Regions from separate parts of the Homo sapiens genome. Here region 2 is linked to region 1. The links are chromatin contacts, found by Hi-C in ENCODE. All regions are on one chromosome and are shown on one strand. The core of a region is the stretch at or near the end of the contact, and the rest is flanking DNA. Distances in the headings are between cores, read along the strand shown.

What was found. Hi-C counts contacts between places; a loop is a spot of excess contacts on that map. Pooled maps may share reads with other maps.
Region 2: a pooled map shows a loop between it and region 1 (7-fold over the local background). The contact joins the enhancer-like site here to the promoter of PTHLH in region 1. A Hi-C loop is called at or near these places in 8 of 50 pooled maps.

The regions. Positions count from the first base shown.
Region 1 is chr12:27,970,003-27,976,201 of GRCh38, reverse strand. It overlaps PTHLH (parathyroid hormone like hormone), which reads left to right and starts at 3,469. Exons shown (of 6, transcript NM_198965.2): 1 at 3,469-3,679; 2 at 4,183-4,275; 3 at 5,935-6,177. RefSeq lists enhancers at 1-396, 397-1,085.
Region 2 is chr12:28,251,011-28,257,209 of GRCh38, reverse strand. It overlaps CCDC91 (coiled-coil domain containing 91), which reads right to left. Exons shown (of 13, transcript NM_018318.5): 2 at 1-8. Among named protein-coding and RNA genes, the nearest start is that of CCDC91, 64 kb to the right of the region's middle. RefSeq lists enhancers at 3,773-3,932, 3,943-4,122. Within about 2 kb of position 3,694, at least 2 of the 41 ENCODE cell types and tissues checked have a DNase peak (open chromatin) inside an H3K27ac peak, as active enhancers do.

The sequences.
Region 1 (6,199 bases), core at 2,220-4,719:
CGTTGCCTGAGTGGGGAAAGACACGTTCAGGAAGGAACTAAAAGGAAACCCACAATTTGGAATCGGGAGATTTTTCCGTCTATCTCTGGAATTCGGCCTCTGTGCAAGAGCGCGTCCTGGAGTTGTGCAAACACACGTCCAGCCTCGTGTCGGGCGCACACCGGCTGGATCGCTGGCAGGCTGGGGCTCTGGGGCGTTGCGGCCCCTGGGGTAGGGGGGTCTGTGCCTCACCAGGACAGCCCGAGGACGCACATCAACGAGCCTTAACCACCATGGACAGCTCACTGGCTTCCCCCAGCCAGCTCTGCGCAATTTACAAACTCCATAGGAGCCACCAGCTAGATTGATTTTTATGCCCTGGAGAGATGCCACGTGTTCCATGGCCCACGGTCTACACCCCCAACCCCCACCCTGCGATCGCCAACTGTAACCACTGAGCAGTTATATATAGACAGAGCGGGCTTCGGGGATTAATAATCTTCTCCTTGCCCTCAATTCCGTCCTTTAAGATGCCACCGGATTCCAAGAATCAGACGGAGGGAGTTGGCAGACAGAACTTCGTTCCACGTCCGTTCATATCCTCTCCTCTCCCGCGCCGCACCTCACCCGGCCTTGACTTTGCAGATCGCTTTAAGTGAAATAAAACAGACGGGTCCCGGGGCTCCGGCAGGGCCGAGCTTTACGGGCGCAGGGGAGGCGCGCTGGGAGAGAGCGAGTCGGGGCTCCCGGAGGAAGGGAGTCGCCCCTCCACACCCCGACGCGGCCCCGGACAGGGCCAGGCCAGGGAGGGGGTACGTCTGCCTCATCCTTCTCTCCCCGCGCCCCCACGGGGAAGTCAGCGTCACCGTCTGCCTAGGGCTTATCTCATGTTTGAGTCATAAATTGACCTGGAGGGAGAGGGGAGGGGAGGAAGAGCCCTGCTCAGAGGAAGTTCGCGCGCTCCCTCCGACCCTGTCCTTGGGTCTCGGGGTTCCCGAAGTTTTCCCTTACCCGCAGCCAGATACGGGGCTCTCCCGGGAGGAGGGGGGCGCGCAGGACCAGAGACTCCGAGTATACTCGGGTTAGAAACCAAGCACCCAAGCCGGCGGGACAGGGCGGGGCAGAACGCAAAGACCTCAATAATACCGCTCCGGGCAAGAAGGATTCTGTGCGGCAGTCCGGAGTCCAGACTCTTAGGGACTGAAGCCCGAGGAGAACCTAGGGGAAGTAGTAGCTAGATCCGCTCACGGGCCCCGAGACCCCCGAAGTTCCCATGGAGCCTAAGATCCCCAGGAGCCAAGCCTGCCCCGTCCCTGCGGATCAGCTTCCTAATGGGCGACCCAAGTCTATCGCAGGCGGTGGGGATGAGGACGCTGGGTGGGAGGAGGGGAGGGGAGGCTGAAAAAGATCATCCCCCTTGCCCTAAGGCCTCTCCCAAGACCCTGGACCCCTGCCCTAAGAGACTCAGGCCTCCCTTGCTGCAGTGGGAGCGCAAACACCAGGGCAGGAGACTCCAGAGAAGGAGCGCATAACTCAACGTTTGCTCTCCTGAAGCCTTATTTCTGATAAAAATTACAGAAAAGTTAGGCAGGATCCAAAGACACCGTAATGACCAGCTCAAAGCCAAACAGACAGGACATCCAGTGCGGGTGTCTGGATAGGTATCCTTCCTGCCGGAGAGTTTAGACATCTCAGTCCGGGTGCTGCCCTGGGAAGGGACTTCGAGGCCAGCGTGGCACGGGCAGAGAATGGTGTTAGGGAGGTAAAATGCTTGCGGGGGCAGCCCCTTTTAGGCAGCCCCCGGCTCAAAATTTAAGAAAGGACCATTCGGTTCATGTGGGGAACTGGGCTGCTGCCAGGAGGGCCCTGTGATGCCACCGGAGATTGACTTCAGGTTGAGAGGTTGTCGCCTGAGCCAGGTGGGGCTTGGAACTCTCTCTGTGGCCTCGTACAAGTCCAGAGCTGCCTACTTTCAGGAGCCAAAAACTTGGCCAGCCAAGGGCAGGCATCTGGCTGGCTGGCACCAGTCCAGGAGATCAGGACTGGGACACTGCACATTCATATTCTCTCTCTCTCTCTCTCTCTCTCTCTCTCACACACACACACACACACACACACACACACACACAGAGACATATCTGAAGAAGACTCTTCAGATATGTTTCAATTGTCAGGAGTTTGCGAGGTGCTCAAGTGCTTGACCTTTAAGAACCGGTTCTCAGAGACCCCCATTTCCTAAAGACCTTCTCATCTCACATTGGTTTGGGTTCCTCCCAGGAAACCGCCTCCTCTCTGGGCCTCCTGCTTCAGTTTGGGGGAAGCAGAACATTGCCCAGGAAGTAGGGAAGGGTGAGGAAGGGTGTGAGGCCCACTTTTCCCATGGGAGGATCCCATCAGCTTGATGCATATCTATACACTCCTCCCTGAGGCAGTTCCTCCAGAGGTTAGCAGCCCGCCCTGTTCCTGGAGAAGTCTTATCCTCACCTAACTACAAAAAGATTTAATAAAGAAACACACCCTTTCCTATTGTTACTTGGGGTTTGAAGGCATTACATCTTTTTTTCTTTTTTGCTACCTTGAGGTCAGCTGGCAACAGCCTCCTCTCAAGTCTCAGTCCAGGCGAGCGATGAGAGCCACATTCTAATGGAATCCAATGAGAGCATTACTTGAGCTGATTATGCAACGTCTCTTTGTAAACATTGAAAAAAGTTTGGAGAAGAGATGGGATGAGTTTAGTTGTTTGGTTCCAGGGGATTTTAGAGACATAGCTTGCAGCTACAGATTGGTAAATGTGAAATCTGGATGCTTATTGGTAATAAGAGAATTCCCAAGCCCAGGTGCACTGTTTAAAGTGCTATAGATTCATATTTGGTTTATAATGTATATCTGTTTGCTGTTTGGGTTAAGGAGGAAAGAAGAAAGAAGGATGAAGAGGCTAAGCATAAATGCTATTTACTTTTTTCTAAGCTATGACAGGAGATATACATTAACTGGGTATTCAACTGAATTTAAGAGTAATGCATTTAAAATTTTTTCAACCTCTTTTAAAATTTGATATACTGTAATAAACTGCCACTGGGGATGGGAAGATGGAAGCCTGGTGCTCATGGGCTAGGCATTTGTGTAGGTGTAGATCTTATAATGCTAAACATGGAAATACTTCAGATTAGAGGCAGGCCTTCCCATTTGCTAAGGTGCATTTACATGACAGCAAGGCCTAAGCAAACATTTAGCTTCTATTGGCACTTGTTCTATTTCTAAACCTTAGAAAAAAGGTGTGTGTGTGGGCTGGGGGGACGGGGGGGGGAGGGAGGTGGTAGGGGGTGCTCTTGCTGTGTCTCATTTGCAGTCATGCATCCTCTGCATTATTATGATGGAGATTACTCAGTTATGTTAGGAACTAGATTATGATGTCAGAAAATATCCTTTCCAAAACAGGCAAAAAGTCAGGGTCCTGGGTATATATTGAGGAGAATTTCTACGGAAAGTAATAAACAGGGCAGCTTGGAAGAGGTACCTGCTTTCTAATAATTGCCTTTAGTGGGAACAGAAGTCTCCTTTCAAGAAGCTTTTAATTCATTTTAAGATTTAATTTTATGTTTTCTGAAGAACAACAAAAAATATTTCTGGAAAAGACTGCTGAGAAGATTTCCCTCTTTCAGCCAGAAGAGCAGAGAGAAGATTGTAAATCAAGGAAAAGGTGAAGTAATAAATTAGGAGGGAACTTTGGTATTCCGAGTATATAAAGACTATTTATTTTTCCTGTGTCTATATTTTCTCTTTTTGTGGAGGAGAGGAAATTCTAAAAATATTTGATAGATGTTTTGCCATTAACACCAGAAAAGTGTGTGGGGAAAAAGAAAGGAGGGAAGGAGTGGGGGGTTAATTTTGTTTAATTAGTAGAAAAAGCAACATAAATCAAAGCAGTCTATTGATGCCAGTCCTTAATTTATAATGTTCTGAAAGTAAAGTGAATTTATTTACAACATAAGTGATTTGATAATTTCAATCTGATTTTTGTTTTAACCTTCTATTGGGAGAAGGGTTGACTTTTTAAAGCCTGGATAGTTTGAAACTTGGCTAGGTACCTTGGACTTTTTATTGTGGAAGCAAATATTATCATTTCAATGTTAAACAACTTGCAAGTATTAAATGGCTCATTTGTGATTGACTTTTTTTTTTTTTTTTTTTTTTTTTTTACAGATTTCCCCCTTCAGATCTAACGATTACATTAGGGCTCCTGCATCTTTTTGGAAGGATTCTTTTTATAAATCAGAAAGTGTTCGAGGTTCAAAGGTTGACATTTCTGAGTGCTGATACTTTGTCCTTTCATACTATCCAAACAAGTCTAACATTTAGAAATCCTTACACATTCAAGGGAAGTTGTGGAAATTCCCAGAGAGAGAGTGTGTGTGTGTGCGTGTGTGTGTTTTGGTTTTGTTTTGCTTTTTTTCTTTGTTAGTGAGAAGAAGCCGAGTCTTTTAAGGTACGGGGTTTACAGTAATGAACTGAGGAAGGCAGGAGCTTCTAAGAAAATATGCCCCCCCACCCAACCTAAGCAGTAAACTTTAACTGCTAGCTAGCTGCAGTGAACCAGTGGGAGCCCCGATGAGCGAGGGTCTCGGTGACAGCGTGCTATTTCTCCCACCCTGGGTAAAATATGTGGAGCATCACCCGGAAAGTCGGGCTTGATAAAGGCCACATTCCTTGAATCATCTCAAGAATCTAAATCACACTAGCCTTCTAGAAACTAATGAACCCTACCAGCAGGATTGCCTAGAAGACAAATATCCCTTGAATGGTTCCCAGTCCACTCGCGCTCTTTTCAAAAAGTTAGAGGAGCCCTGGGGAGGGTATCCACTCCCGCTGCAATCCTTTCCTAGATGATACTACCCAGTAATTCCGAGCAGTCTTTCTTCCCCGCCCATTAGCTTTGGAAAGAACCTCGGCTTTCCCGTCGCTTCTCCCAGGCAGAGCAGCACATAACCATAGTTCCACTGCATCTGTCCGCTGGCTGCAGCGACTCGGATACAGTCTTCCAAGAATCTGTAACCTGGGACTTTTGAGGGGGAGGGGACAAGCAGGTAGGGTATCAGAGAAAGGATGGGTTAGACTCCCGACCATGAGTGAAAAGGGCCGTGTGCGTGCTCCAGGAGTGTCGGTCCCCCTCTGCAATTCAAAAGGGGGATCTCTCCTGTGCGCGGGTTTTTTGGGACCGGCTCCAGATGTCTCCCAGCAGTTCTGAAACAGCAAAAAGTGCAATTTAGATATGAAATCTGGAACTGTTTTTGTTCTTCTAAGCAAAAGATCTCCCTCTCTCTAGCCGATGCTCCCCACTCAGTTCATCCCGGGAATGGGCCAGGGAGGAAGGTTCTCATGCATCGCCCCGAGCTGCCAGGCGAGCTTCGGGCTCCTTAAATTCACAGGCCAACAGCCCGCGTCCTCTCCGCGCAGGCTCCCGGTTGCCCGCGGTCCCCGGCCCAGCTCCTTGGCCTCCTCCTCGTCGGTCCGCCCCTGGTGGTCTTGGCGCCCGCTCGTCCAGCTCGGCGCGCCGGGGACCGCCGGCTGCCCGGGGCAGTCCGCACGCCCTCGGGGATCTCGGCTCCCGGATCCGCCGCGCCGGCAGGAGCCGGCCGGGCCTGGAGGGAGCAAGCGGATGCGCCCACGCCCCCGGCACGGGGATGGCGCGACAGGGCCCGGGCTCCGGGGTGGGGCTCGGCAGAGCTCCTGACAGCTCCGGGGTCGGCAGCGCGGGAGGGGGGAGCTCCGCCGCTCGCCGCTCATTCCCGGCTCGGGGCTCCCCTCCACTCGCTCGGGCGGCGCGGGGCCCGTTCGGGCCGCCCGTCGCCGCCCCCGCCCCCCGCGCGCCCGCCCGCCAGCCCGCCTGCGCCCTCGCTCGCCCCGCGCGCGTTCCTAGGGCGCCACCTCTTTGCGACTAGCTCACTTCTCCGGCAGGTTTGCCTCGGAGCGTGTGAACATTCCTCCGCTCGGTTTTCAACTCGCCTCCAACCTGCGCCGCCCGGCCAGCATGTCTCCCCGCCCGTGAAGCGGGGCTGCCGCCTCCCTGCCGCTCCGGCTGCCACTAACGACCCGCCCTCGCCGCCACCTGGCCCTCCTGATCGACGACACACGCACTTGAAACTTGTTCTCAGGGTGTGTGGAATCAACTTTCCGGAAGCAACCAGCCCACCAGAGGAGGTAGACAGACAGCTATGTATAT
Region 2 (6,199 bases), core at 2,445-4,944, 280 kb before region 1:
AGTGGCACCTGAAAAATATAAGATATTGAAACAAGCCCGCACACACACAGTCATTTATGTCAAAATACTCTCCAACTTAAATGTATACATATTTATTTGTAAATTAGAATTTCTAACTGTCTATGCATTTTTTATGCAAAAAAGAATTTGCAATTGGCTTTTACTTTTTGGCAAAATTAGCAATTTCTGTAACTTTTTCAGCAACCATGTATTTTGCCATTTTATGTTGAGATGCCAGGAGTGGAAAAATATTCTTTTACATTTTAATTTGCTTTTCCCAAATTGGCACTAGAGCTCAATTCAATAATGCTTCCTGCTTTTTGCATCTATTCCTCAGTTGTCTGGCAACATCAGCACAAACTCCAGCTAAGAACAGGACTGTGGTGAGTTTTTGGAAATCTGTCCCCTACCACAAAGGTTCTTCCCTCGGTTTCAGGGCCAAGGCTGATTTAGATTTTCAAAATTGATCAGCATTTTTGAGCTGTGGCCACAACTTTTGGATCATTTTGATATGTGTATTTTTAGCTGAAACTGCTTTGCACTTTTGGAAAAATGTGGAGCAAGTTACTAGGCTGATCAAGATAAATCAAGTCATGTATTCATGGGAGATGAGGGATGAGAAAAACACAAATAAATATCCAGAATTCCTCTTTTCTTTACTCTTAAAGTATGTAAGAGAGACAAGCACTCAAATATTATTTGCTTTTTTAGTCCTAAATGTATATCATAAAAATGAAAAGATAAAACCATTAGTATCAGGGCTTTAAAAAAAAAAAAAGGAGCAGCAGCTTTATCAAACAAACCATGCAAGAACTAAATAACCTGAAAAGGTGAAATTAGTAAGAGGAAGTATACATTAAAATGAAAAATAAGTTCTCATATAGATTGTTTCTTAATTTACAATTTGGAACCTGTAATTGTGAATCTATAGCTGCAAGTAATACTCTAGTCAGTAATAATTGGTTTATTTTTCTATCATTCAGAAGTGACCATATGACAAAATAATCTGTACAACAAACCCCCATGACAGGAGTTTGTCTTTGTAATAAACCTGCACATGTACCCCTTAACCTAAAAGTTAATTTAAAAAGCAATGTTTTAAATTAAAAAGAAAACTTTAAGTGAACATACCCAAATGTTGATTATAGTTTCCTTGACTCAGTAATACAAGATGGACTTCATTACAGGAAAACAATCCTTTCCCACTTCTAAAATAAAAATAGCTATACATATTAAACTATATGTTAAACATTAATCTTAAGGGCATTTTCTAAGGTCATTTGCTTTAAGTAGTCATCTATATCTGTGCTTTACCTTCTGGAAACTAGTGCTAACACCTTCAAAAAGAAAATTCAAAAAATTGTCAAAGAAAAAAACAGTAAAAACATTAATTTCAACGATTGTTTTAACAGGCAAAGGAAATTCTTTTCACAGAAACTCAGTAGGTAATGACACTAAAAAATATATATTTAGACAGAAACATATTGTAAAAAGGAAAGGTATTAAATTAACCAGAATATAATCATGGTATCATTACCATTACTCACAATTTTAGCAATCTGATGAAAATGTTTTATAAAATGTATTTCTCCAAAAATTAAAACTAAGCAGGTCATCCACGTATAGCACCTAAAAAATATAAACCAGACTTTCAGAAACTTTTGATGATGTTTAGTTTGAAATGGAACTCACATTATTCTGTGTTGCAAGTGAACAGAAATCTGTATGTGGCTACATTTTTCATGAAGAAATTATGAAAGAAGAGTGATATGAACATCAAGAATTAACCAAGTCAAACTATAAACACCAACTTTATCTCTTCCACATGTATCCCATGAATCTGAAGAAACAAAAAATTTTTAGCATCTACATATGCTGTACTCAAATAATATGGTTTCAAAAGAATGGAATTTTTAGAGTAATGCTTCTGTGTGTTTTCTTAAGTCACTTCCCAATAAACTATTTGTAAGGTGACAGAAAATTTGAAAATAAAAACAAATACCCACATCTAACAATCATTTCAGCTTGTTTGACTGTGGTAATGAACCAAATACAGTCAGTTTCCTAAGTTCTGATTTAGCTCTGCAAAAGAACATACTAGTGACCACTGATGTTTTCCAGACTCCAGCAACTTTTACATATTCGGTGGCTCACGCCTGTAATCCCAGCACTTTGGAAGGCTGAGGTAGGCGGATCACCTGAGGTCAGCAGCAGTTCAAGACCAGCCTGGTCAACATGGTGAAACCCTGCCTCTACTAAAAATACAAAAAATTAGCCAGGTGTGGTGGCACACGACTGTAATCCCAGCTACTTGTGGGGCTGAGGTAGAAGAATCGCTTGAACCTGAGAGGTGGAGGTTGCAGTGAGCCGAGATCGCACCATTGCACTCCAGCCCAGGCAACAAGAGTGAAACTCCATCAAAAAAAAAAAAAAAAAAGCAGATGATACTCTTCCTTTTATTTTCAAAGAAATATTAATACGTTTAAAAAAACAAATTATGTCCCAAGTTACTTAACATATAATTCTAGAGAAATATTTTTAAAGCAATAATCTTTCTGCATATAATTTAGACTTCAATTCCTGCAATAGTTTACTTCTGAGCATTTTAAATAGGAGAAAAGAAAATTAACAGCATTGACTTGTAAAAATAAAATTTATAAAATATGAAAATCAACAGTTTTTAAAAGGAAATATACAAATGTGGGCTTATTTATGTATTTAGCTACTCCAATACATTTAAAATATTTACTTTATCTAAAGTGCATTCTTATCAAGTATTTTAGAATATTCTAGCATTTAACATTATAGCCCATTAAACTACAAATATTATAAGAATGTAGCAACAGCAAATATATCTGACATCTAAGTTACAGAATCATAAGCCTGGCCAAAACATTAACAGATCACATAATTCATTCTTTTGTGTAATGGCAGAAAGACAGGTGTATACTTCATTATAATTAGGAATCTACGCTGAAAGTTTTCACAATATCAAGGTCTAACAATTCTCAAACTTCTTTATATCTAAATTTAATCTCTTTTTTTGCCTTATTGTATTAATTCCCTACTTTGCTAGTCTGAATATTTAATACACTGCTGATATTCTAAAAATGTTTTATAAGAAAGACATACAAAAGGACAAAACATATACAGAATACACAATGTAATAAACTTTTATTCAGCAATTCTGTATCAGTTAAGGTCCTCAAAGAAGTTACAGTCTGGTGTACAGAGGAGGGCAGAGTGTAAGAAAAGCATTCAAATACAAATAACATAAGATGTAAAAGAGTCTCAAAAGAGAAGAAAAAATTTCCAAAGTAAGAAGAAAGATTTTCAGAAGATGATATATCTGGTTGGAAGCATCATTAAATGCCTAAGGTAGAAGGAGACATTTGAGAAAGATTTCAACAGATCTGACAGAAAATGTCAAATGGCACATCAAAACACACATTTTATTCATCTTTACGGAAAGGTATCCCTGTAAGAATACAAAGATTTCTTTTGATTATTGGCTTCTGCATAAAAATTAGGTCAAAGAGAATGTGAAATGAGAAAACTACAAGAAATTTCAAAGCAAATACAAGGAAAATGAGTCACTGGAAAAATGAGAATCACACTTATGAATACATAAGAGAATCCTCAAAAGGCTCAGCAATGGGAGGTACTGAAAGTCAAGTAAAACCGAAACTCAAAATTAAGAGTCATAGGTATATGCTAAGACCACTGCCAGAATCTGCACAACTGGGTAACCTACAATTTATCACCACAGCAGAAGACTGGAGGTTCATTCCCTGGACAGGGTAAAGCTGAGGGTCTCCAGGCAGGAAGATATCAACACAGGTGGACTAGGTGAAGTTATATCTTGGGGAGGGGAGAGGGTGGTTAAATATGTAGACCAGTAACTCCAGACATCTTTCACTACTCAGCAACCAAAACAACAGCGGCTGGGCTGAAACCTCTAGTCAGAAGAGCTGCAGATTCTTCAGTGATGAATCTACTCAACCCATGAAAAGGACCTTATCAGACGTTCCACAAAGAAACAACTCACTCATGAAATACTACTTTGACAAATCCCACCCACAAGCACAAAATTTCCAATTAGCTTCTAATTTTAATAACAGGCAGAACAGCATAAAGGTTAAAAGAAGGGACTATAGAGTTAAGATGGCTGGATTCAAATTCCAGCTCTGCCACTTACTGTGTTACATTGGGCATTTTACTTAAAACATTGTGTGCCTCAGTTTCCTCATCTATCGAATATTATAATAGCTAACTCCTAAAGTCAGTACAAGGATTAAATATGTTAAAACAGATGAAGCACTCAGAACAGTATCTGATACATTCTAAGCATTATATAAGTGTTTGCTACTTTATTAGTGCCTCAATCTTACATGTGAACAGACTATCAAGGACGACCAAAGAGATGAAGAAAGCATCTAATTAAAAAACAAATAGAAGAAAAAAATAGAGACCAAACCATAAAAGAAAACTAGGATGAAATAAACAAAGACTATCCAAGAAAGAAAAAAACAAAACCATAGTATCTTCAGAAAGTTAACAACAGAAGATAGTTCATCCATGAATTACGAACAGGATGCCCTAATTTCAGGGGAGAAAATGATCAAGAAAGGAGTAAACAACAAGACTGAGGCCTTGGAAATAAAAATATATAATTGCAGAAATGAAAAACTGCCGGATAGAAAATAAAATTAAGGAAATTTTCTTTTAAAAAAGTATAAGAGAAAAAAATGGGAAGTCAGAGTAAAAAAAAGTTACAAGATCCAGCCTAGGATACGTAATATCTAATTATTAGGACTCTAGGAGTTCAAGAAAGACAGAAAAGAGAAAACAAAAGTAAAGAAATCATCAACAAAATAATTCAGGAAAATTTTCTAAAACAAAAGGATATTATATCCAGTAATGGGTATATCAACTGTCCAAGAGAAAAAAAGAAGAAAAAAAACCCACAGCAAGGCACAGTAGAGACAAAGGGAAGATCCTACAAGCTTCCAGAGAGAAAATAGGCTTCATTCAAAGGACCAACAACATAATGGTCTCACACTTCATAACAGCATCACTGGAAGGTAAAAAACAATGGACTAATAATGCTTTTAAAATTCTGGGGGAAAATGATTTACAGCATGGAATTCTATATTCAACCAAACCAACATATAATTGAGGGAAGAATAAAGTCATGTTCACACCTGTAAAGTCTCAAAACAATTTTTATTGCACACTTTCTTTAAAAGCTATGGAGTAAACCAAGAGAATAAGACAAGAAAGAAAAAGACATAGGATTAGGAAAGATCCAACTAAAGTGAAAAGCAAAGGGATTTCTCCCAGAATAATAGTGAACTGAGTTCCACAATACCTATGAAGCAAGAAGAGATACCTCCAGTCTAGATTGGAGCAAATCAGAAAGCTCCTGAGACATGTATTCAAGAAATGAAATAGACTAGCTCATATGTTTTACCATCATGAGTGTAATTTTAAACAATTAGGGGAAACTTCAGAGTTGAATTAGTGACTAGAGAACTAACCAAATGAAAACAGAGAAACCAGTATGAAGGAGATGAGGAGGCTGGAAAAGCATGGAGGACACAGAAGACAGCAGTATTTCATAGCAAGCCTTATTACAATTTTAAACTATGAGCACAAAAAAACAACATGGCATGATGAGCCAGCTACCTATTAGTTCTATCAAAATATTCTGAGAAAAACTCAAGAAAGTTTTTCTTTACAAAACTAACCATAAAAGACATAAATGCTTTAAATTTGCATTTACTCAACAAATAAATTAGGATTTTTCATAATAGTCTCCATTATAACATCTTCCCATATTACAAGTATTCATACCAAATACAAGATTGTATCTCTAGACACCAAAGTTGCTCAAAACCTAACCAACCTGCACCCCTCCCCTTCTAAAAAGGTCTAATAAAGACATTTTGATAACTGACTTCAAAAAATAAAATCTCAAGAGACCACCCAAATTATCTGATCGTCCCCAAATATCCTATTAGTTAACACTGTCCACTTAGCATTCAACTAAATCTCCATCTGATCTGGAAAACTACTTGCTAACATCCTCACAGTCGCAATAATACTTTTCCATTTGATCCTGTTTAATGCCATGTTTCCTAGAAGCAACAGAGACAAGTGGTTTTTTTTCTGACTCTTCTGGGCAAACAGAAATTAG